Linked DNA regions of Homo sapiens: regions 1, 2, 3 and 4 are each linked to region 5. Evidence: chromatin loops called from intact Hi-C (ENCODE). Cell type or tissue: sigmoid colon. All regions are shown on one strand. Region 1 has its middle 17 kb from the start of GASK1A. Region 2 holds the start of ANO10 (anoctamin 10). Region 3 holds the start of ABHD5 (abhydrolase domain containing 5, lysophosphatidic acid acyltransferase). Region 4 overlaps ANO10 (anoctamin 10). Region 5 holds the start of SNRK (SNF related kinase).

What was found. Peaks named below come from ENCODE experiments on the same cell type or tissue, not always from the same donor. Only the 100,000 strongest peaks of a DNase experiment are listed, where the experiment ranks them.
Region 1: a loop joins it to region 5, with 4 times the contacts of the local background. A loop is called at or near these places in 4 of 110 quality-filtered maps.
Region 2: a loop joins it to region 5, with 4 times the contacts of the local background. A loop is called at or near these places in 8 of 110 quality-filtered maps.
Region 3: a loop joins it to region 5, with 4 times the contacts of the local background. A loop is called at or near these places in 9 of 110 quality-filtered maps.
Region 4: a loop joins it to region 5, with 2.4 times the contacts of the local background. A loop is called at or near these places in 4 of 110 quality-filtered maps.

Annotation. Positions count from the first base shown.
Region 1 is chr3:42,959,481-42,964,480 of GRCh38, reverse strand. No RefSeq gene overlaps it. Among named protein-coding and RNA genes, the nearest start is that of GASK1A, 17 kb to the left of the region's middle. In sigmoid colon, a CTCF peak has its summit at 2,679 (motif pointing left); no DNase peak of the experiment used is centred here.
Region 2 is chr3:43,619,401-43,624,400 of GRCh38, reverse strand. ANO10 (anoctamin 10) reads left to right here and starts at 2,390. Exons shown (of 13, transcript NM_018075.5): 1 at 2,390-2,492. RefSeq lists enhancers at 816-1,468, 1,469-2,121 and a silencer at 2,177-2,676. In sigmoid colon, no CTCF peak of the experiment used is centred here; a DNase peak (open chromatin) is centred at 2,180; H3K4me3 peaks cover 2,017 bases; H3K27ac peaks cover 1,068 bases.
Region 3 is chr3:43,688,144-43,693,143 of GRCh38, reverse strand. It overlaps ABHD5 (abhydrolase domain containing 5, lysophosphatidic acid acyltransferase), which reads right to left and starts at 2,206. Exons shown (of 7, transcript NM_016006.6): 1 at 2,105-2,206. The coding sequence starts at 2,151. It also overlaps a transcript of ANO10 not described here and the pseudogene TUBAP3. RefSeq lists a silencer at 1,555-2,034. In sigmoid colon, CTCF peaks have their summits at 1,765 and 1,991; DNase peaks (open chromatin) are centred at 1,583 and 2,243; H3K4me3 peaks cover 2,191 bases; H3K27ac peaks cover 1,816 bases.
Region 4 is chr3:43,416,390-43,421,389 of GRCh38, reverse strand. The region is part of intron 12 of ANO10 (anoctamin 10); the gene reads left to right. Among named protein-coding and RNA genes, the nearest start is that of SNRK-AS1, 67 kb to the right of the region's middle. In sigmoid colon, no CTCF peak of the experiment used is centred here; a DNase peak (open chromatin) is centred at 2,296; H3K27ac peaks cover 718 bases.
Region 5 is chr3:43,283,847-43,288,846 of GRCh38, reverse strand. It overlaps SNRK (SNF related kinase), which reads right to left and starts at 2,307. Exons shown (of 7, transcript NM_017719.5): 1 at 2,172-2,307. RefSeq lists silencers at 1,773-1,822, 2,063-2,462 and an enhancer at 2,067-2,567. In sigmoid colon, a CTCF peak has its summit at 2,610 (motif pointing right); DNase peaks (open chromatin) are centred at 2,346 and 3,006; H3K4me3 peaks cover 2,833 bases; H3K27ac peaks cover 1,660 bases.

The sequences.
Region 1 (5,000 bases), 320 kb after region 5:
TCAGCACTTGCTGCTTCATCTTGCTCTTTTATGTTATGAAGGCAGCTTTGTTCCTTAAACCTCACAAACCAACCTCCGCTAGCTTCAAACTGTTCTTCTGCAGCTTCCTCATCTCTCAGCCTTCATAGAACTGGAGAGAGTTAGGATCTTGCTCTGGATTCGGCTTTGGCTTAAGGGAATGTTGTGTCTCGTTTAATCCTCTATCCAGACCACTAAAAGTTATTTCACTTTCGTGAATTCACTAGGGTAGCACTTCTAATTTCCTTCAAGAACTTTTCCTTTGCATTCACAAATTGGCTGTTTGGGGCAAGGGGCTCAACTTTTGGCCTGTCTTGACTTTTCACATGCCATCTTCACTAAGCTTAATCATTTCTAGCTTTTAATTAAAAGTAAGAGATGTGTGACTCTTCCTTTCACCTGAACACTTAGAGGCCATTTTATAGTTATTAGTTGGCCTAATTTAAATATTATTAAGGTCTGAGGAGTGGGAGGGTGATGGAGAAAATGGCTGCTTCCTGGAGCAGTCAGAACACACCCAACATTTATTGAGTAACTTTGCCGTCTTATATGGATGAGGGTCATGGTGCTCCAAAACTATTACAATACTAACAACTAAGATCATTGATCACAGATTGCTATAACAGATGTAATAACAATGAAGGACTTTAAAATATTGCAAGAATTACCAAAATGTGATACAGAGATATGAAGTGAGAAGATGATGTTGGAAAAACGGCGCTGATAGGCTTGCTCAATGCAGGTTTGTCATAAACCTTCAATATGTAAAAAATGCAATTGCCTACCCTATAACAGTTCCATTCCCATATATATGTATGTGTATATTACGTATGTGTATATTATGACCAAAAAAAGTGTGTATTACGACCAAATTAATTATGCTAGTCTCAAGCTTGCTTTTTCATACAGGCTATATATTTACATATATACAAATACATATATATGTGAATGGAATTGTTTTATTATAGGGTAGGCATATGTTTAGCATACATATACATATATTATGTATATGTATCTATTTACATATACATATGTAAATAGATACATATACATAATATATCTCTCTCCAAAAAGGAGTACTGAATAAGTTATCCCAAAGGCATATAAAAGGATGTTCATACTAGCTTTATTCACAATAGTCCCAAACCTAAAACCAACCAAATATCCATCAACTTGTGGTATATTCAGTCAATGGAAGAGTATTCAGCAATTTTAAAAAGCCTCTGCTGCATACAACATGGATAAATCTCACAGATATATTGTGGTGAAAGCATCTAAACATAAAAGAGTACATATTAAATGATTTTATTTATATGTAGAATAGATAACACTAACCTATAGTAATATAAATCATAATGATATCTAACCCTTGGGAGGAGACTGACTGTAAGAAAACTTGAGGAAGCCTTCTATGCTACCTTGATCTGGGTGGAGGGTACAATAAATCTCAATATTTGCCTCTGCTAAAGACTACCTTGCTAGTCTCAAGCTTGCTTTTTCTCACTTAACAATATATTGTGACCATTTACATGTCAGCAAAGATATCTTTCATTAATATTAAGTTGTTGGCGTCTTTTTTCTTTTCTTTTTTTGTGATGGGGTCTCATTCTGTAGCCTGCACTCTGCACTGGAGTGCAGTGGCGCCATCATGGCTCACTGCAGCCTCAAACTCCTGGGCTCAAGCGACCCTCTCACCTTAGCCTCCTGAGTAGCTTGGACTACAGGTGCATGCCACCACAACTGGCTAATTTTGTTTTTTAGAGACAGGGTCTTGCCATGTTGCCCAGGTTAGTCTTAAACTCTTAGCCTCAAGCTATCCTCCCCCCTTTGCCTCTCAAAGTGCTGGGATTACAGGCGTGAGCTGCCGTACATAGCTGGACATCTTTTTTTTTTATTAAACGTACTTTCAGGAATCTTATTCTCCAAAGTAAGTTATAAATGCTACAGTGGCAGGGGCTCCATCTTACAAATCCCATGAATAAAGGGAACTTGGAGCTGTGGAAACAGTCCTGGGTTTAAAGCTGAATTTTGCCCCTTTGCCTGTGCAACCTTGGACAAATTACACACCTTCTCCAGGTTCAGTTTCCACATCTATTTTTTTTTTTAAATCGGGACAACGCTTACACATGAAGTTGTTAGAAAGTTTTAAATAGGCAATGAATGTAAGGAGCTCAACACCTAGTAGGTTCTCATCAACTGATAGCTCCATTCTCTTCCATCCTCACCAAGCCTTGCTCATAGAGCCCTCAATAAAGCTGTGATTATTTTCTTACTTTGCTCCTGTATCCAAGCACCAGGGTAGAGAATGAATGAAGGGCAGTATCAGCTCAACAGTCTTCCTAATACCAATCATTTCTTCTCAAGGTCAAGAGCTTGTTTTTAACTTGCTTTTAACAAGAGCTTGTTTTTAATTTGGTTTAATTGACCACATCATTTGAGATTTGAAGATGAATCCTGAGAACTCATAGTAATGGGTTCCTTGATTCCTCTCACCGGTCATGGCCAGCAATCCCATCAGCAGGAATAAAAGGGAAGAAATGCACTGAGCTCTAAGCCTGGCAGGCAGTGTTTGACACATCCAGGCTGATCCCAGAATCAACGGTACAAGAAAGAAATATTTTAAATAACGAGAATTTGAAGAAGCAAATAGCACCACCAAGTGGCCAACATTCCATATGGAAGTTGTTCCATGCCCAGATTCAGCCGTGAGTCTTTCCTAGCTACTGTATAATGTCTTGGCTTCACAGGGGTGGAGAGAGAAATAAGATAAATAAAGGGCAGTGAACACAGTTGATCCCTCCATCTGTTCCTCAACAAGATCTGTGAATATGTGCCCACTGTGTTTTGGGCCTCCTAACTTCATAATCAGGCTCTAATTCAACCTCTTGCCATGGCATTTTATAGACTTTAACCTGCACAAACCCCACCCTACTCCTATTTACTGCCAGCTGAACTCTCAATGTGGGATTTATAAAAATATATTTCTTGTCACAGTTCCTGTCTTCTACCATATATGGCTGCCTATCTACTTAGGGGTTTTCCTGAACAATATGAGGACAGTTTGTTCAAAGATGTAATCTTAGCACCAAACATGATGCTTGGCATGGAGAATGAGCTTAATAAATGTTTTTGAGCAAACTAATATAAAAGTGATTCAACTGTCCAATATATGATATATCCACTGACTTCAGAAATCATTTCACTCACTCGATTCAATACATATTAAGTACCTCCTATGTGCCAATAATTGTGTATGGGGCTAGGGTGACAAAGATGACTAGAACACCAGTCCTCTGCCCGCAAGTATCTCTAGGTGGGCAACAGACAGTCATGAACATGAATAATATAACCAGAGCTATGAGAAAGGAGTTAGCAGGCTTCTCTTGATACCTGGAGGAGAAAGAGGAATTCAACTTGCCTGAGTTGATGAGCTAAGGCCTCCAGGGCTTCTGAGCCAAAAGAGTGTTTAGGATGAGTAGTTCTCCAGATGGACTATAAATGGGGGGTTGGGGAGAGGAATTCTAGCCAAAGAGAACAGGATGCTGTGCATGGAGTCTGAGCAGGGTCACCTCTGGACTTCACAGAGCAAGAAGCTGAGCTTTCTGTTGTGTTTGAGGGATACAAAATACCCATCTTCACAAGGGTAGCATTTGAGGGTATTGTGGGAAGCAATAGGGGAAAGCCCTCAAAACTTTCTCTGCAAAAGTAATAATTTCCTTTTTGTCAACCAGGAATATTTGAAAACATTTCAAAATAACAACCTCTCTTTTTTCTCCCTGGTAATCCTTTGGCAACTCTGCTTTCCTGATCCCTTGTCTGTTTCTCTCCTCTCTCCTTTCTCCCCAACTTGTTACCTTTCCCCTACCCAGTCTCAGAATCCCTGCAAGAATCCATAGGAACCACTGCTGTCCCAGGTTAGGAGAAAAAATTAAAAATGGATCTTGAGCACGACATTTCAGGACCACAGACAGTGGCATGAAGCCTACCCATCCACTGACATTTCAGTCATGCCAGCTCCAACTCATTAGGCCCTCTGCAGACTCGAAAACATGGCCTCCAAGTTTACCAAGCAAACAAGGAAACACGGACACATCCAGAAGCAATAGGAGAGGTTAAAATAACGATAGAACAAACAGACAAATATTAGTCGAGGTATAAGAGATTTGAAGAATATAAAACAAAGTTGGCCTGATGGATCTTTATAGAATACTGCAACCAAAAATTGCAAAATATATATGTTGTTTTAAAGTATGGAACATTTCTTAAAATTAAGTGTCCATTGTACAGTCGCAACATATTTCAAAGGACTGAAATCATAAGAGTATATTATTTTAAAAGTATTCAGCCAAGCTAGAAATCAGTTACAAAAAATAACTAGAAAATCCTCATGTATTTTGAAATTAAGAAATACACTTTTAAATAACAAATGGATCAAAGAATATATTCATAATATAAATTAGAAAATTTTTGGAACTGAATGAAAATGAAGATAGCAACATTTGGAGATGCAGACAAAGTAGTAAATACAGAGAAGTTTACAGCCTAAACTCATATATTAAAAAATAAAAAGGTGGAAAACTAAACAGTTAAACACTAGCCCAAGTTAGAAAAAGAAAAGCAAAAACAAAGGATAGAAGGAAGAAGTTAGTAAAGATGAGAGCAAAAATTAATAAAAGGGAAAACAAACATACAATAAAGAAGATTAAAGTTAAATTTAAAGTCCTTTGAAAAGACAAATAGCATGGATAAACTTCTAGTGAGATTGATCAAGAAAAATGAGAGGTCACAAATAACCTCTTTTTCATGAATGAAAAAGACATAAGTGCAGATTCTATAATAATTAAAAATAAAATAATATGAATAACTTTACGCCACTACATTTACAAGTTTAACAGGAAATGAAAATTTTTTCAGAAAAATACAACAGAAAGAAAATTTTTAAAATCTGAAATCTTCCTATGAAATAGACTGCATCTGTAATT
Region 2 (5,000 bases), 340 kb before region 5:
ATCCAATCACCTTGCACCAGGCCCCACCCCCAATACTGGAGATTACAATTCAGCATGAGATTTAAGTGAGGACACAGATCCAAACTATATCAATGCTACATACCTTTTGGTCACTTAGCAGCCATCTAGGCTATCAGGTCGAAAAAACATAATATATACAGGGTTCAGTACTATCTGTGGTTTCAGGCATCCAGTGGGGGTATTGAAATGTGGCTAAGGGGGACTACTATATAGGGATCTATGTCATTAACTCAGGTTTGCCATTTATGCTGTCCAACAATTTGCTATACTTAACAGAAAGTTTTAATTTGTTAATTGTGGAGATGAAATAAGATTATACAAGAGAAAATGACTTTTATATTTCCATTCATTTTTCTTCCTAATTCCTCCAGCCACATAAATATAAGAAAATGAAATTATATGGAGGATGGCCGTGCGTTCTAGGATGAGAAGATAAGAAGAGTACAATTTAAAAACAAAAGTCTAAGGAGTAATTCATGTCTAAACTTATTGAAGTTCATAAATAATTTGTCCTGATTTTCAGAAGAAAGAGAGAACTTCTGAACATAACCACACAGGACCTACAAAAAGATAGCTGCACAAAAACTGGTTAATAATGTTGTGAGCTGCCATGATAGCATCGGAGGACTAGAAAGAATGACAAACTGCTCCTACCAAGTAACGAGTCTTCTGCTCCTTTCTTTTAGTTTCCCTGCCTCCTGCCTGGAACCTGGAAGACCCAGAGAAGGGTGGGGAGTAAAGAACAGACCAGCCTTCTCCGCACTGCAGTTTGTTGAGGCATTGATCTGGCCAAAGCTGGATGTATGGAGGCAGAAAGTGTTCATTCATTTTTTAAATTTTTCATTTCAGAATTATTGCTTGTCTGCTATGGACCTAACACTGTTCTAAACATTGGGGCTGGTAATCCTCCATTATCTGTGGGAGATACATTCCAAGATCCACAGTGGATGCTTGAAACTGAGGATAGTATAAAACTCTATGTATACTATGTTTTTTCCTACACATACATACATACTATGATAAAGTTTCATTTATAAATTAGGTACAGTAAGGGATTAACAACAATGAATAATAATAAAATAGAACAATTATAAAAATAGACTGTAATAAAAGGTGAATATGGTCTCTCTCTCTCTCTCCAAATATCTTATTGTTCTGGCCTCACCTATTTTCAGACTGTGGTAGACCCTGGGTAACTAAAAACACTTAAAGCCGGCAGGGCGCGGTGGCTCACGCCTGTAATCCCAGCACTTTGGGAAACCGAGGCAGGCGGATCACCTGAGGTCAGGAGTTCTAGACCAGCCTGGCCAACATAGTGAAACCCTGTCTCTACAAAAAATACAAAAATTAGCTGGGCATGATGGTGCGCGCCTGTAATCCCAGCTACTCAGGAGGCTGAGGCAGGAGAATCGCTTGAACCCGGGAGGCGGAGGTTGCAGTGAGCCGAGACTGCGCCACTGCACTCCAGCCTGGGTGACATTGCGAGGCTCTATCTCAAAACAACAACAACAAAAAGTCAAAAAGTGTGGTGGACAGAAGAAATAGGAGAGCAGGTAAGGAAATGGTGGGGTGAGGAGCAGATGAGAACAGGTATTAAGTAGGATGGTCAGAAAGGGCCTCAGGGAGAAAGTGAGAGCCCAGCAAACACTGAGGGAGGTGAGGAAGTGAGCCAAGCAGCCAACCGAGGGAAGAGCTTTCTGGGCAGAAGGAATGGCTGGGGCAGACTCTGAGCCTGGAGGTGGAAAGGTGTCTGGCGATTTCTAGGAGGAGCAAGGGTTTTGGGATTTGGCTGTGGTTGGATGTTAGGTTTTAATTATAAAAGGATCTGCGTTTTTCACAACTTGAAAGTGAGCTACAGTTAAAATGAGACTTGTTCTTATACCTGAAAGTGACCAGAAAATTAGGTTCTGGTCTTTAAGAGATGGAAGAGGGAAATGTGAAGGGGCGTATTCCTTTCCCCTGCCCCGACCGCTCGCGGTTGGAGAGCCCAGCCACATGCCGCCCCGGCTCGGAGTGACAGCCCAACCAGGCCTCTGCCTTCTCGGCCGCGCCTCTCCCGCTGCCGTCCGGATTTCGATGGGTGGTACAGTACGTTAGGCACGCCCCTCCCTTTCTCCCGGCCTGGTCTCCTGTTCCAGGCGACAGCCCAATGAGGGCTGCCTTTTTTTCTTCGGACCGGTTCCAGTCTAGGTTCTCGTCCACTACGATCGCCCAGTGAGGCCCCGCCCCTCCCACCGCAGTTCCGCCCCTCCCGGAGCTACCGCCCAGTGAGGCCCCGCCTCTCCCGCCGCGGCCCCGCCCCCCTGCGTGTGACCGCATCTAGGCCCCGCCGCGTCCGCCACGCCCAGCGCTCGGCGGCGCCCGCCCCACTGGCCTGGCCCGCCCCCCGCACCGAGCACTCTTTCGCCCGGCCTCCGGTTCTCGCCGGCTCTCGGACCCGCCTCCGAAGACGTGGAGCGCTGCGGCGGCTGGTGAGTCGGGGAGGGCACCTCGGACCCCCCAGCTGTCCGCAGCAGAGCCCGGCCCCTTGCAGCCACAGAGCCCCGGCCGCTGCAGGCTCCAGGAGCTCCGCCTGGTCGCCGCCCTGCGTTCCCGGGCCGCCTCCCGGTGCCAGCACCCCTGGGGATGGGAAGTGGGACCAGGATGGGCGCGGGGGCTGTGGGGGCAGGGACGAGTGAAGGTGTTGCGGGGAGCGGCGGTCGCAGGGGAGGGGAGAGGTTTGTGGAGGGGATTATGGGTCTGGGGCGAGGGTTTGAGTCCTGAGAGAAAGGCGGTGAGGCGGAAATTTGGGGCTGGTGAAGTCAGGATGGAGGATGTTGGGGGCCTCAGCGCTTTGGGGAAGGAGGCAGTGAGTGGGGTGGTCGGCGGAGCGGAGTGAAGGGTGGTTTTTAGAAGGGTCAGCTCGCGGGTCCCGGGGTTCTTGCTTCCCGGGCAGTCCGGGGATCAGGGCGGACTAGGCTGTCTCCAAGCAGGTTTGGCCGGAGCGGGCTTGCAGGATAATGCTCACATCGAGGTGACTGAGTTTCCAGGCTTTTGACTGGGACATACTGTACAGTTTAAATAATAGATACCTGTCTGGCTAGTGCCTGGGACACCTGAGAAACGTGGATGGAATGGGGTTCTCCCCTATAGGCAGCGTCTGATTTTGTGGGTGCCTTCACAGCACCAGCATTGGTGTGCGCTGCCTTCTGTAAAACCTTATATTCCAGCAGGACGGTGTATGGAGATCCCAGACTTAAAAAGTGCAGCTGAGGTTTATTCAGACTCAAGACACAGTTGTATCATATTGCCTTAAATCCTGCGGAGTTTAAATCTAATCCTGTGGGGTTTAAAGCGGTTAAATCCACTTTGTAGTGTCTACTTTTAATTTAAAGTCATACAAATCTAGAGGACTAGATGTTTTCTAAGGGCCCATTCTGCATGATAAACAGTTTAAAATTCGCTATGGAAAGTAAATCATCTGTTCTGAACAGCTGTTGCTGAAAGAATCGTAGAGTTGCAGATGAATGAAATTTGAAAGATCTAAAATAATGGAAGGGCATAGAAAAGTCTTGATAAATTGAAGTGTGTAAATGCACTTAAACCCACTGAAACTTTTTTCTTTTTGTTTTTTTTGAGACGGAGTCTTGCTCTGTCGCTCAGGCTGGAGTGCAGTGGCACAATGTCTGCTCACTGCAACCTCCGCCTCTCGGGTTCAAGCGATTCTCCCGAGTAGCTGGGATTATAGGCGCCTGCCACCATGCCCGGCTAATTTTTGTGTTTTTAGTAGAGATGGGGTTCCACCATGTTGGCCAGGCTGGTCTTGAACTCCTGACCTCAGGTAATCCTCCCACCTCGGCCTCCCAAAGTGCTGGGATTACAGACGTGAGCCACTGTGCTGGCCAACTTTTTTCATTGTAGACAACTTGGAAGACAGAGAAAATTATAAGGATGAAAATTAAAATCTGTAGTTTTGCCACATGTAATAACATTTTGATGCATTTCTTCCTAATTTTTGTATTTTTGTGTATATGAATGTACACAAAATTAGGGTAGTATTGTTACCTAATTGGGGTAATATTGTTATATTACTTCATACTTTTGCTTTTTCTTTCCACCTTACATTTTCTCACTTAGCATTTTTGTGGATCAAATTCTTCTTAAACATCTTTGAAAATGCTTGTATAATCATTCATCATGTGGATTCATTCTTTTTTTAAATATTAGAGTTTTAGTTATGTGCCTAGTACTGTGCTTGGAGGTGAAAAATCAGTGTTCCTCAAATGGATATATTTGTCATGGCTTGCATGAGAGCTGTACTAAGCCTTTTTCTCATCTGTCAGTTAAATTGTCTCTAGCCTTCTGTTTTTATAAGCAGTAAACCTTTGTTTTAATGGTTAAAAGCTCACAATAAATCTCATGTCATGTGTGAATCCAAAACTGTTATTTTTAATGTGTATGAGTTTTTGTGTGTATGTGTTAGGAAATTACGGAATTTTGGGTGGAAGAGGATTTTTTTTTTTTTTTTTTTTGGACAAGGTCTCACTCTGTTGCCCAAACTGCAGTGCGTGCAGTGGTGCAGTCACAGCTCACTGCAGCCTTGACCTCTGGGGTCAGGTGATCCTCCCATCTCAGCCTCCTGGGTAGCTGGGACTACAGGCGAGAGCTTCACCGTATCCAGCTAATTTTTTTTTTCTTTTTTTTTGTATTTATTGTAGAGACAGGGTTTCGCCATGTTGCCCAGGCTGGTCTTGAACTCCTGAGCTCAATAGATCCACCCCCCATGGACTCCCAAAGTGCTGGGATTACAAGCCTCAGCTACTGTGCCCAGCCCCTGGAAGAGGCTCTTTTTAAAAAGTTTCTTGTTTTGAAATAATTTTAGATTTACAAAAAGTTGCAAAAATAGTACAAATTTCCTTATGCCCTTCACCTAGCTTCCCCAGATGTGAACATCTTAGATGACGATGGTGCAATTGTTGAAACCAGAAAATTGACATTGA
Region 3 (5,000 bases), 400 kb before region 5:
TCAATTGACACTAAATCATTCTCTAGGACAACTTAAAGCAATTCACAGAAGTCTACTCTACTCTCATTACATTTAGCTTTCTCAACTGTATTGCAACTGAAAGGGGTTGGATGTTGAAAGCAAAATGGATCCCAGTATGCCTGTCTTCACTAAGTGCCACAAAGCAAAGGACAAGAATCATATTCTCCAAAAAGCCATCAGATGACCATTTTATAACTTTCCTTTGTTAATGTTATCTCCCTATCTAAACCTCAAATGTCTTAAGGGTAGGGAACTGTATTCAAACAAGAGCCAAACATCCCACATGAGTCCCAATTCCAGTGACAGGCAGCAGGGATACAGGGTAAGCACCTTAGATTAAATCCAGACACCTCAAAGGGTTCCACAAAGGGTTCCAATCCAGCCCTGCTACTTGCTGGCAGGCTGTTAGCAGCCTTTACAGTGGCAGTTTCAACTGCAAAATGGGAACAATAATACCCAGCACACAGGGGCAACCTTGGATTTAACAGGATCACTTCTGGGGATAGTCACTGGACACTGCTAAAGCATATTGCCAAGAATACCAGCGAAGCCCACTTCTGTCTAGAAACTATGGCTGATCAGCTGCTAAGGATTTTTTAATCATCTACCTCCAATGACCTCCAACCATCACTCCAAGCCATAAAACCCTTTCACGATTGTGTCCTGGACTCCAAGGCCCCACTACATCAAAACCAAATAGTCCACCTGAAAGTAGTGTCAAGAGTCAAAAATGTTGTGACAAACAAGATGAGAACACAACCTACCAATTACGTTCCTACTTGCGTCCACATGACATTCAACATTTCACCTCAGTGCAACGAGGAAGTTCATCAACAAACCTCAACAAATAAACAAAACTCAAGAGAATAACTTCCTTTCTAATATTTCACAATTTTTCCCCATGACATCTTTCCAAATATCCCTGTCTTCATGGTACTCCATATTCTATCATTTAGGTTATGTTTCCTAGGCAAATTTCTCCAGACGTCTGAAGTAGAACCGACGTCAAAAAATTAAATATATATGGGGGAAGTTTACTTTCCAATACAAACGACAGGCCTTGAGAAACAAGGCAATAACCTCCATAACAATTTAATTATTCCACTCATTAACTACTATTCTTCTACTAACAAGTGCAAGAAGTCATTTAGGTGTAGAAAAGAATAAACTCACTATACCTGTATATAAAAAAGTTTCACATTAGACATCTGCCCTCCAACTTCCACAGTTTCCTATACATTATGTGTGTTCTTCTAAGGCACATGCAACACACACTTCGCCAGTAAAGCCAGAATAATCCCAGAAGCGCAAACAAATAAGGGACAGTGGAGCTTGCAAGCCAAAGACCTTCATCCGAAAGATGAATTATGACATTTGAACGTGTATCTCTATCTTAAGGGCTAACTTTCTTTCTATGAAGTATCTGAAACTCACAGCCATACACCCACTTCCCTCACTCCTTCTCCCCTCCCTCCTTCCCGGCACCCCCGCCCTCCCGCCGCTTCCCGGGCGAATTCGGGCCTCTAATATCCCCTCCAAGGAAGCGCCGCCCCTTCCTACGGCTACGGGAAGGATCGTCCAGTGGCTGAGGCTGGACAGAGCACAGGTAGTACCTGTAGACGGAAGCCGCGATGGGAGGCTGACAGACCCGGTCATTTCCCGCGCCTCGCAGTCAGGTGCAGGGTCGACCGGGCACCGCCCGCCGGCGGCATTGGGGCAGGCCGGGTCCCTTGGCAGAGCCCGAGCCGGTGCGGCCGCCGCGGCCAGCTCCGTCGCCGGCCCGCGGGGTGGCTTATACAACAACGGGGCGGACCCTCCGCGCGGGGTCAAGGCGGCCTCCCGGCGCGGCCGGAGTCCGGCTCAGACACCTCGGGGCCCCGACGCTGAGGGGAGCCTCTCCCAGGCAGAGCGGCGCCGGGACGCCTCTGGGCGCCGCGCGGACTCATGCCGGGGAGGGTCGAGGAAGCCGCCCGTCGTCGCCAGGCGGGCGGCGACTCCTTGGTGCTGCCCGCTGGGCCCTAACCCGGCCCGCGCGGAGGGTGCGCGCCGGAGACACACGAAGCCCCCTGCCGGCTGCGCTTACCTCTCTCCGGTGTCGGCAGAGTCCACCTCCTCCTCCTCCGCCGCCATAGCCGCCGCCGCGCAAGCGCCGGGACTTATCTCGAAGCCGGCTGACAGGCCGACTGGGCCGCCCCGGGCTGGCGCGGCACTTAAGGCGGCGCAGGCCGCCAGCGCATGCGTCTTCCGCGCACTAGCACGGCCCGGCGGCGCGCCCGCGTTTGCGCGTGCGCGGCCTTGCCTCCGGCTTTGCGTCCGCCATCCCCAGCCAGCATGCACTAGTTCTCCCGCCCGACGCTCCCGGGTGTAAGCGCGGGGCGGGACAGTCAGCCCAGAGGGACTGGCGAGACTCACCCGAATGAGTTAGGTGTTTTAGCTAATTTGAATAATGACTGTATTCATGCATCACCCCGTCGGTGTTGGCTGTCAGGTGGCACCTTGGGGACGGAGGTGCGTCCGGTCCTGGAAGAGCCTAGCTAGTGTCCGATAGATGGTGCAGTGGCAAATGAAATGGCGTAATCGAGGTGCTGTGTGGCGTCCCGCCAGCCTTTCCCCGCGGGTTGGGGGGCCAGGGGGAGAGGGCGACTCACAGGAGCCTTCAGTCAGTTGAGCACTGCTCTAGGTGCTGATGTTACTGTAGTGGCCAGAGCCAGCAATTTCCCTCCCACTCGACTCTCTAGATACCTGGGAGGGTGAAAAGAGTCGGTGTTGGCCGGGCGCGGTGGCTCAGGCCTGTAATCCCAGCACTTTGGGCGGCCAAGGCGGGCGGATTTTCTGAGGTCGGGAGTTGGAGACCAGCCTGAGCTGAAGAAACCCCGTCTCTATTAAAAATACAAAATTAGCCGGGCGCGGTGGCGCATACCTGTAATTCCAGCTACTCGGGAGCCTGAGGTAGGAGAATCGCTTGAACTCGGGAGGCGGAGGTTGCGGTGAGCCGAGATCGCACCATTGCACTCCAGCCTGGGCAACAAGAACGAAACTCCGTCTCAAAAAAAAAAAAAAAAGTCTATGTTTAGGTACTTCGAGTTATTGAGGTGAAATGACTAACCTAAATAGCAGTATTTCTTGACCTGTTTTCAAGCCTTTTAGCAATCAGGTGCAACCTGCTTTTGGAATTCTGCCACCCACTACTACTCATCCATTTATGTTTGGTGTGTGTCTACTATGGGCTCACTTTGTTCTAGGTGCTTGAAAACAATGGGTTGAAATACTGCTCCTGTTTTGATAGATCCTACGCGAATATATTAACCTTTATTTTAGACTCAGTTCATTGTTCTCCTTCCCTGACTCTCCTCCCTCTTTTTCTCTCCTCTGAGCCCCACTGTAAACCTGTCTTTATCACCCATCTAGCTCTCAGGTTCTCAGCCTTGTGTAATTGTTACAGCTTTTAAATAAACATTATCGAATATCTTTCCAACTACACGAGAAAGTCCTCTAGGATAGGAATGGTGTCTTCTGTAATTTAGAGGGGGGAAAGCCACTTATAATCTCTTAGGCATAGTAATAACTAATACATTTTTTATTGTGTTTGATCTAATTCATAAAATATTTTAGGGAAGACCAGAACATATAAAAAACATTTTTACAGGAATTCCTGGTTGTTTCATGAAAGGGCCGTATATTCAAAGTGACCTCCAAATACAGAAGGAGCTGAGAAACTAAAGAATGAAGGAGACAAATCCAGCTTGTCAGCAAAAGGTGATTTATTAGGGAACTTACGGACAGAAGCATGGTCTTGGACAGCAGCAAGACAGGTAAATCTCTGTGCTGTTACCCTCCCAGACTAAGGTTGTTTTGACCTAAGGGCAGGTAGGTAAGTATGTGCTCTGATACAATTTGGGTGTTGTCCTCTCTAAATCTCATGTTGAATTGTGATCTCCAGTGTTAGAGGTGGGGTTTGATGGGTGGTGATTAGATTCTGGGGGTGAATTTCTCATGAATGATTTGGCACTATCCCCTTAATGCTGTCCTTGCAATAGTAAGTTCTTGTGAGATCTGGTTGTTTAAAAGTGTATGGCACCTACCCCTCACTCTCTTGCTCCTGCTCTAGTCATGTAAGATGCCTGCTCCCGCTTTGCCCTCTGCCGTGAGTAAATGCTCCCTGTGGCCTTTCCAGAAGCCAAGCTGATACCAGCACCTGTATAGCCTGCAGAACCATGAGCCAATTAACCTTTCTTTATAAATTACCCAGTCCCAGGTAATTCTTTTTTTTTTTTTTTCTAAGACGGAGTTTCACTCTGTTGCCCTGGCTGGAGTGCAGTGGCATGATCTTGGCTCTCTATGACCTGCACCTCCCAGGTTCAAGCAATTCTCCTGCCTCAGCCTCCTGAGTAGCTGGGATTCCAGGCACCCGCCACCACGCCCAGCTAATTTTTTGTATTTTTAGTAGAGATGGGGTTTCACCATGTTGGCCAGGCTGGTCTTGAACTCGTGACCTCAAATGATCCTCCCTCCACTGCCTCCCAAAGTGCTGGGATCACAGGCATGAGCCACCGCGCCCAGCTGTATTTCTTTATAACAATGTAAGAACAGCCTGTCACATGCTCTTATACAAGGAACAATAGATAAAGTAGAAAACTTGGAGGCCTTCCCAAAACTGGGGTTACTCAGAAATCAACATTGTGGATTAGCATCTGAGATGGAGTTACTTTAGCCTCCACAATAGTGTTGCCAGACACTTGTAGTGTGTCTGCAGAAACTGATGCCCTACAATCCCACCTCTCAGAGTGTCTGTTGAAGACCCTACCGCCTGGAACACAGTGCAAGCCCAGTGGTACTGAGTCCAGTAATGAAACCTTAGGATTTTGCAGCAACTCCTGTAGCGCTTTGGTCTTTATGGACCTGGAGTCTGCTCTCAAAGATGCCTGTGCCTGCTGCACAGTCACAAAAAAAGAAAAGAAAGAAAAAAAGAGAGAAAGAGA
Region 4 (5,000 bases), 130 kb before region 5:
CCATGCCCAGCTAATTATTATTTTTATTTTTTGTAGAAACAAAGTTTCACCATGTTCCCCAGGCTGGTCTAGATCTTCTGAGCTCAAGCAATTCACCCACATTGGCCTTCCAAAGTGCTGGGATTACAAGTGTGAGCCACCGCTCCCAGCCCTGGCCAGTTCTTTTCTTGAGACAGTCTTGCTCTGTCATCTACCCTGGAGTGTGGTGGCGCAATCTGGGTTCCCTGCAACTTCCACCTCCTGGGTTCAAGCAATTCTCCCACCTCAGCCTCCCGAGTAGCTGGGACTACAGGTGTGTGCCTCCATGCCCAGCTAATTTTTGTATTTTTAGTAGAGACAGGGTTTCGCCATGTTGGCCAGGCTGGTCTCAAACTCTTGACCTCAAGTGATGCATCCATTTTGGCCTCCCAAAGTGCTGGGATTACAGGTGTGAGCCACCGTGCTTGGCCCCTGGCCAATTCTTTTTAAAAGATTATACTGTTGGCATCATCGAATTTAAAGATACTGGTCTATGACTACCAGACAAGAAGCTTTTTGGAAGCAGGATTACTCCAGAAATGTAGATTTATAATCGTTGAATGAAATAGTCATTAATTAAGTGAACATCATTAAGGTCAAAGCCCCATCCCTTTGTGCCTTTTTTCAACTATTAAGTGCTAATCCTTTGACTTTGAAATTATCCTGTGTGTGTTATAGTTGGGTATTAGATTCAGGAAACCATTATTAAATATTTAATATACTTTCCTACACCAAAAGTGTAGGAAACCACACTTAAAAAAAAACTTTGTTTTTAATTACTAGTAAACTGCTAAAATAGGAAATTTTTTGTTTACTGTAACAAACAGTATTCCTTTCCTTTCCTTTCTTTTTCCTTTTCTTTTTCTTTGTCTTTTTCCTTTGCTTTTGCTTTTTGTTTTTGTTTTTCTTTTTCTTTTTTGAGACAGGGTCTGGCTCTGTTGCCCAGGCTGGAGTACAGTAGCATGTTCACAGCTCACTGCAACCTGCAACCTGCACCTCCTGGGCTCAAGCTATCCTCACACCTCAGCCTCCTGAGTATCTGGGACTACAGGTGTGCGCCACCATGAAGGGCTAATTTTTGTATTTTTTGTAGAGACAGGGTTTCATCATGTTGCCCAGGCTGGTCTCAAACTCCTGGGCTCAAGCAATCCACCCTCCTCAGCCTCTCAAAGTGTTGGGATTACTGGCGTGAGCCACTGTGCCCAGCATATTTTTTACTTGATTTCCAATGCTATAGGATCTCAAGAATATGACTGAATATTATATTATGTAATAAACATAGAGAAACTGGGCTGAAATATATTAGTGATTGATAGGCTAGGAAATTTAGACTTTTAAAGTAAAGCCCTAAGAACAACATGTTTGCTCATTTGTTTCTTTCTCTTAAGAATAGAATGTAGAAAACAAGAAATGTTTGGATTTAAGAACTCTTTTAAATACTACCTAAAGGAAAATAATCACTTCATAAAGAAATAATGCTTATGAGAACATAAATAGTAATATAGTGAACCCATATGTAACTCAAAATGAAAATACAGATATTAAAATTCAGCAACAGCTGGGTGCAGTAGCTCACGCCTGTCATCCCAGCACTTTGGGAGGCCGAGGTGGGTGGATTGTTTGAGGTCAGGAGTTCAAGACCAGCCTGGCCAACATGGTGAAACCCCATCTCTACAAAAATACAAAGAATTAGCCAGCCATGGTGGTGCACAGCTGTAGTCCCAGCTACTGAGGAGGCTGAGGCAGGAGAATTGCTTGAACCCGGGAGGCGGAGGTTGCATTGAGCCAAGATCACACTCCAGCCTGGGCAACAGAGCAAGACTCCATCTCAAAAAAAAAAAAAAATGCAACAAATACTAATTGAATACATCTATGATTGAAACACAAAAATATATCAGAAGTTCTCTGCATCATATAATTGTCCAATGTTAGAGTTGAAAAATTCTATAGAAATGATCTTTTTAGGAATTCTGACTTTACAGATTAAGGAATGGATCTCCAGCTGTTGTTGTCAGCTTCTACGATGTTCTACAGTGATCCCTGCTGCCTAGTATTTATGCCCTTGTGGAGTCCTCTCCCACTTTGTATCTTGATTTTTCTGTGTGATCAGTAGAATACTGTAGAAATGACGTTATGTTTCTTCTGAGGCCAGGTCATTAAACAACATGATGGCTTCTGCCTTCTCCCTCTTGAATCACTCTTCCTCTTGCGAAGCTAGCTGCCATGTTGTGAGGACACTCAGCCAGCCAGTGTAGAAGCCTACAGGACTAGGAACATGGCTTATTGCCAACAACCATGGGAGCAAGTGATCTTGGAAACAGATTCTCTGGGCTAGGAGTTGGCAAACTTTTTCTGTAAAGGGCCAGATAATAAATACTTTAGGCACGTGGGCCATCCAGTCTCTATCACAGCTAATAGTTCTGCTGCTGTAATGCAAAAGCAGTCTTAGACATACGTAAATGAAAGAGCGTGGCTATGTTCCAGTAAACTTTGTTTACCGAACAGGCTGTAGGCCAGTTTTGGCTTAGGGACCTATTGCCATTCCCTTCTTTAGCCTTAGCTCTAAGCCTTTGAATGACTGCAGTTCCTGCCTACATCCTGACTATAGCTTTGTGAGAGACTCTGAGCCAGAGCCACCCAGCTGCTTCCAAATTCCTGACGCACAGGAAGTGTGAGATAATAAATGCTTGTTCTAAGCCACTAAGTTTTGGGATAATTTGTTACGCAGTAATAGATAACCAATGCATCAACAATCCAGGAAGGGAGGCTGGGTGACAGATGAACTGTTTGGCTATGAGTTAATCATTGTTGAAGCCAGGTGATGAGTAAGTTGGGGTTCATTATTCTCTCTACTTTTGTATAATAAAATGGAAAAAGAAAAGGAAATTGGTCACTAAGAAGGATATGTGATTTGTCTAAAATCAGACCCTCAGCACTTTGAAAAAGCCCATGCTGTACACCCAGGTCTCTGGCCCTAAAGTCCCATGTTCTCTTAGCTACCTCTCCCTGCATAAGTAACAACCAATAAAGATCTAGCCCTTTGGCTAAGTTTTCCTTCCAATTCTTTGTTTGTTTGTTTTGGTTTGGTTTTTGTTTTGAGACAGTCTCGCCCTGTCACCCAGGCTGGAGTGCAATGGCACTGTCTTGGCTCACTGCAACTTCTGCCTCCCAGTTTCAGACGATTCCCCTGCCTCAGCCTCCTGAGTAGCTGGGATTACAGGCACCTGCCACCACCCCCATCTAATTTTTTTATTTTTAGTAGAGATGGAGTTTCACCATGTTGCTCAGGCCAGTCTTTAACTCCTGACCTTGTGATCCGCCTGCCTCAGCCTCCCAAAGTGCTGGGATTACAGGCGTGAGCCACTGCGCCCGGCCTTCCTTACAATTCTTTACCACCTTAGTACCTCCAGTTTAACATCCAAGACAATTCTTTGGACTTTGATATCATTGCTGTTATCGAACCATCCTTGAGGCTCTTTAGACCATAGACTATAAGCTTAGAGCTGAGGGAGGGAGCCTTGGTGAGACATGTATGGAATTGAACCTCCATGTGACCTGAAATATAATATTTAACATTTATTTAATTTTGCCATTGATAGAGCACTAGCAGTCCACTATCTTTATTAATCCTCGCACAGCCTATAAGAATAGACCTGTCAGGTCGCAATATAGCAGTTTATGTTTGACTTTAAATAAAAGCACTATTGAAGCAGCTACATTGTGTGGGGTAAATACCTGGGGTTCGTCGTCTTGCACCAAGAAAATTTAGGACACGAACACACGCGAGGAGTTTAGGAGTGGAAGTTTAATGGGCAGAATAAAGAGAAAAAAAGAAAGGAAAACAGCTCTCTCTCTAGTAAGAGAGGGGACTTCCGAGAGGAAAAGAGCAACCGGTAGTGGATGCGCCGGACTTTGTAGTCCGGCTTGAGGAGGCAGTGTCTGATTTAAGTAGGGCTCACAGATTGGTTCAGTCAGGTGTGACGTTTACATAGCCGTGGGGAAGGCTGGTCGCCCCACCCTAATGTTATTATGCAAATAAACTTTCCCCTTGGCCAGCGCCATCTTGTCTCCTTCTTACTACACATGTGGTTGGCAGAGAACGGAAGATGGAGCCACCATTTTGAATATGCCTAGTCCCAGGTAGTTCTTTCCTTCTGGCATTCACCCGTGCAAGTTCCCAGCTTGCCTGTCTGTGTCTGCAGCTGGACTTTACAGGCTGCTCTTTGTTAGAAAATGATTTGGAGCTGCTTTTCATTAAAAGGAAAACCTTACTGAGGACTTCTGTACCCTATCTGCCTAAGTAATTTCTTCTTAACTCCTGTATCACTATGTGAAGGTGCCTAGCACAGCTTTGGGCACATGGGTTCTAAATTAGAGTTTACCTTCCTTTTAAAATCCTATTGAAATTGGAAATGACACCAGAAGGGTTTTTGTTGGCATAAATAAGTTAATGAGGCGATTGTTAGGTACACAGAGTGGATGTTTGAAATAACTCGTCTTTTGATCCATTGCATTGATCAAATGGACTTGCCTCCCCAGAATGGTTGATGATTGACAATAATCTCTAAACTTGGTTGGATTAAGAGGCTGGGAATGGATGGGGGATCCTGTGGATTTTCAGGGTAACCATGAAATCAGATTTGGTATTGGGTTCTGACTATGTCATGTTTTCTGGGTGTTTAACCAGATGTCCTTGGTAATTCCATTTACAAATGAGCTAAAATTATGTGAACAAGGCCTCACAAGTAAGTAGTGGGAGAGCAAAAAGCAGAATACCAGACCTGCTAAAATGCCACTGGACTATGAATTTCAGTTGACAAATACATCTTCTCCTCCTTTTCCTTTCAGAATTCTGTTTCATGTTGTATTTTCCTATTAATAAAAATATGGTTGAGAACAAGTGAATTTTCCCCCATAAATTTTTGAGTTTTGTATTTTTATTTTTGATGGCTATTCTTTTAGATAGACTCTACAAGGCAGTT
Region 5 (5,000 bases):
CTAAAGCATCTTAGTTATAAACACTCTATCTTTAAGCAAACAGCTGGGATGCAGTTACATTAAGTCTAGAGTTTCTCATCTACGGTTTTTAATTCCTAAGATTCTGGCCTATGGAAAGTTCATTTGTACCCTTTTCTTCTTGGGCAGTGTAAAGAGCTCTTAGGATTAGACAAGCTGCTACAGGGAAGAAATCATGTCTTATTTATACCAGTACTTAGAACCATGGCTGCTCAGTATCTCCAGAAATAAATATTTTTCTATTTGGTTTCACTTTCTGTATGAGGGAAGTACTCACAGTGAAGTTCAGATGAACAGTATTTCCTGTGACCAGTAAAAATATCACGAAAGCCCTTCAATTTTAATAAGGACATTTAAAAGCCTTTCTTTTAGGATTATGTGATTAAATCTAAACCATAAAGACCCAACCTATACTTCTGGTCTAGAAAAATAAAATTAGTACAACTTCTGAGTTCTAGCATGTTTTAGACTAATGGATCTTACTGCAGTAAAACAGAAAAAAATACTCAGAATTATTAAAAAATACGGTGAGAGTAATTTTTGTGCACAAAATGAACAATTAAAAACTGATTATACAAATTTAAAAAAAAATTGAAAGGTGGCACTGAAAGTTTCCTGCCTGAAAAGCCTTCAGGATGAGAGTATTATAAAAAGTTAGCACTGTGCACCTGACTTTCTACACTGCTTCAATATGTGACCTTGGAAATGTCATGTAATTTCTCTCATTTCTAGTTCTGTAAAATGGGAATGTCCACCTGTTCTCCTCTCAAGGACAATTACACAGATAATCAGATTAAAAATTTGGTATTTGGTGTTCTTTAAAAAAAGAAACTTGTCTAATTAGTATGCTTTAATCATCACTTGTACAGTACATTCCTCTTCAAGAATCCAATTCCAAGAGAAATATTTAAGCAGACGTTGAGGACAGATTTCCTTAAGGGAATTATTTTATAAATCTGGAAAGCAATGTAACGAGATTATAAATTAACAAACTGATTACATAAGCCTTGACAACCCGGGCTTTAAAGTACACTGCTGTATATATTCTGATAAGTTAAAGACTGGTTTGGGACATAGTGCTCCAATCCCATACAAGGAGCCCAAACTCAGGCATTTCATGTTTGATAGGAACTTGGTGGAGATTCAACAGGATGTCCAACACTTGCAAGCCATGCTTCACCTTAAAACCTGACAAAATGTTTAAGGCATTAAGTCAACTTTACCACGGTTCCTAAGACTTTAAGAATGCACATAATTAAAGGGAAGGGGGGTGGAAAGTAACATGACAGTTTGAAAGGTCCCATATCCTCAGACCTCTATAGATTTAGGAACTCCACTGCTAAATTCTCCCCAAAGCCTGAAACTCCCTATGAAACTACTGGACTGTATGCGATCCAACAGTTACAAATAGCACAGCTCCAAGAACCCCGAAGATAAAAGGCTGCCACTTTCCTGCAACCCAAGTCCAAGTAAAAGGCAGGAAGGTCCCTGTAAAATGGACCAGAAAGAAATCAACAGGCGATGACTATGGAAAAGAACGTAGATTTCCCAGTCTCCCAGTCTGCAAAAATTCTAGCTCTCCCTCGGGAATGGCACTGCTCCTCTTTCCTTACCCCTTTGCCCTTTCTCTACAGACAACATCCCCACTCTATTGTAAAGCAGTTTGACCACGGAACCCTTTTGCTGAGGCCGGATTTCTACAGTCTTCTGAAAGGGGAAAACGCATTCAAAGAACACACACCCTACCAAGCGCCCAGGGCGCGGGGCCCCGCGGGCGCCGCACTCGGCCCGCTCCGGGGCGGGGCGCGGGGATGCGGGCGCCTTCCGAGGTGCCGCAATCCCGCCGCGGCCGCAAGGGCAGGGCCTCCAGGCGACCGCGGCCGCCGCCGCAGTGACGGCTCCCGCCGGGCCCCGCCGCCGCCCCGCCGCCAGGCCGCGCCGCGGGGTCCGGGCCACCGCAGCCCGGGCCCCGCGTCCTCCCGGGCCGCGCGCTGCGGCCGGCGCCGAGAGCGCAACTTACTTTCCGCCTGCGGCGAGCGCCCCGGCCCGGGCGCCCAGCCCGGCAACAGCGGAGGCTACTGAGGCGGCGGAGGCCGGCCCCGCACCCCTGCCTACGGCCGCCGCGCCCCGCCGCGCTCCGCGCTCGCCCCTACCTCAGCCGGCAGGCGAGCGTCCGTCCGCAGCGGCCGCGGCGCCGACAACTCCCTCCCGGCCGCCGAAACCCCGCACCCAGCGCTAATCATAATACCGAGCGGGCTGCCGGCCGCGGGGAGGGGGTGCCGGGTAGCTGCGCCTGCGCGGGCTGCGCGTCACTGTGACGTCAGCGCTGGGGCGGGGCCGCGGGAAGGGCAGGGCGGGGCGGCGCGCACCTGCGGCCGGCGCGCGGGCTGCTGGAGGGCATCCTGGCGGCTTTCTGACCCCGGCGAGTCGGGGCTGAGGCGGCTGGCGGGACAAAGCGGGCAAGGCGCCCAAGGAGGATGGAGGACGGGGGAGGAGGAAGCACCAGGGACACGGAACAATGGCCGGGAAAAAGTAGCGCGAGCTGTCAGGGGAAATCGGAGGGAAGGGACCGCGTCTGTACAGGACTGCGTCTTGGCGGCAGGGGGCAGGGAGCCGCACGCGCTTTACTCTTTGGTTCCCGCCCAGGTTTAAACAAGGATAAAAAAATTGTAAAAATACATATACATACACACATGCACATATGTATATACATATATATACATAATATGATTTTTTTCTCTGTAGTTTCTTCTCCCTGGGACTCTAATTTGAAAAAATTCGGTTGATTTTGTTGTTATTTAAGCAAAATTGGAAAAGCCCAACATCTGAATGCAGTGCTGGCCTTAAAGGTCAGCGGGAGACACAGGCCCTGCTAGGCAGCCTCTGGCAACAGCATAGAAAAGTAAACGGTCGTGGGGACACATCAAAGCACGTGAAGTCAGAGATTCAAAACACGCCGGGCATTAACCATAGCCCTTGATGGTTCAGTGGTATGGTCGCCAGGCCAGGTTGCTCTGGAAGGGAGCTTAGGGATGGCCGCAGAGGGTGGGAGGGGACTCCCGACTCCCACCCCTGGAAGCATGGCATGCAATAGAGACCAGCTCTTCAGGGTTCCTGGAAGGGAACACCAACAAACCAGACGCCAGATTTCTTCAACCTGCTTTTCCCCTTCTGTTCCCACGTTGTGTCCACCCTTCCCCAAGAAAGGACCCCTAGCAAGGAAGGACACAAGCCAGAAGAGCTGCGGAGATGCTGCAGGCTTGGTTGAATTGACTGGACTGCGAAGAGAAATCTAGATGGTTTTAGCAAATCTCTGTTGACCTGCAAATGTCAAAAGCCTTTTAGCTTCTATGCATCAACTTTGCATGTCTGAAGATGATTGGGAAGCAGGAGTGGATTGTTGGGAGGTGCAAACAGTTTGATTCTTAGGGTAATAACATAGGGTTTTCTGATCAAGGGGACTCCCAGTTACCCTAATACCCTTGCATCAGGTGGTGGGAGAGCACCAGGGAAAGCCTCAGATTAGGCCTCTGCGCCTTAGGGTCCCACCTGGGATCACTCTGACCTGAAAAGACCATAAAAGAGTCATCTCATTTTGACATGGAAATCGTAACTGTAGCAGCATATTAAGCAAGAGCTCCTAACTTGGATTTGTAGAATTTGTCCTTTTGTTGCTAGAAATCAGGAAGACCATGCACTTTTCTCCTCAGGGAGATATCACTATTCAGGGAACTCTGTAGCCAACTAAAGGGAGAAAATACCACTGTAATGGTCTCCCAAGGGATTTCCAGTGGTCGAAGGCCTCCACCCCTGGGTCTGTAGTCCCTGAGTTATATCAGTAACTACAGAACAATGACGATAATATATAAGCTCTTGAAAAATAAAGTATTTATATTGCTGCTGTTTAACTAGGTTTTGAATAAATTTTCTAAGGAAAACAAGGCATAAAAGAGCAAAACAAATGAAAAAGGGCAAAATAATAAATTGATTTAAATGAAGTTGGCTGCAATACTCTTCTAGAGAAGGACGCAGTACTGGCCACATGGTAAATCATTTATTCATCCCCAGTATTTCTTGGGTAGCTGAAGTGCTGCTGGCAAGAATATGACCCAGTTTTGGTTCCACACCATAAATGTGGTGACATGATTTGATTATGCTTCGGCAATATTTTAAGATATTCAAGTACAAATTAATAGTATTACTTAAGTTGGAATTTAAGCAAATGTGCTTATAGTTAATGAAGAAACTCCTTTTCCACTCTGCCCTGGGGCTTTCTCCAACACACTGCTTTTTTAATGTTGGGTCTTTTTATGGACCTGTAAGAAGCTTTAATTAGATGTACAGCATTCTACAAAACGACAAGATGAAGCATGCTTGCTTGTATTACAGTCTCTGTGATTCAGATCTCAAAAATAACATAATGCCACCAGTTTAAGGAAGATGTTGTTTATTGGAAGGAAACCAGGGAGGTGCCACAAATTAGATCAAAATGTGAAAATTGAGCAGACTGATGAAAGAATTGTCATTTTCATCTTTGGAACCCCAAAAGCAGCATATGTAACAAGGTTATCTTCTCTGGATATTGTTAGTTTTTGTAATTTATTTCAAATTTTAAAATAAATGTATTTAAAACAACAGACATTGAATATTCATACACAGTTCAATTTTGAGTTGTGACATTTTATTTAACAACATTCCCTTTTACATATTTAACTAGTTATTTCATACATTTATACTTGTGCATTTCTAGATCCTGGCTTCACCCCAGTAGGATCAAAATAATACTTAATTGGAATGACCTAAAGAGTTCCTCAAAGACTCCTTCACCACCCTATGGGCATCAGTTAACATCTTCTACTCTTTTATCTCAGATGTCAGTTAAGGTCCTGTGTGTGTGTGTGTGTGTGTGTGTGTGTGTGTGTGTGTGTGAGAGAGAGATATTTCTGATAGTTGCAAACAAGAATTGGAAATGCCAGTCCTTA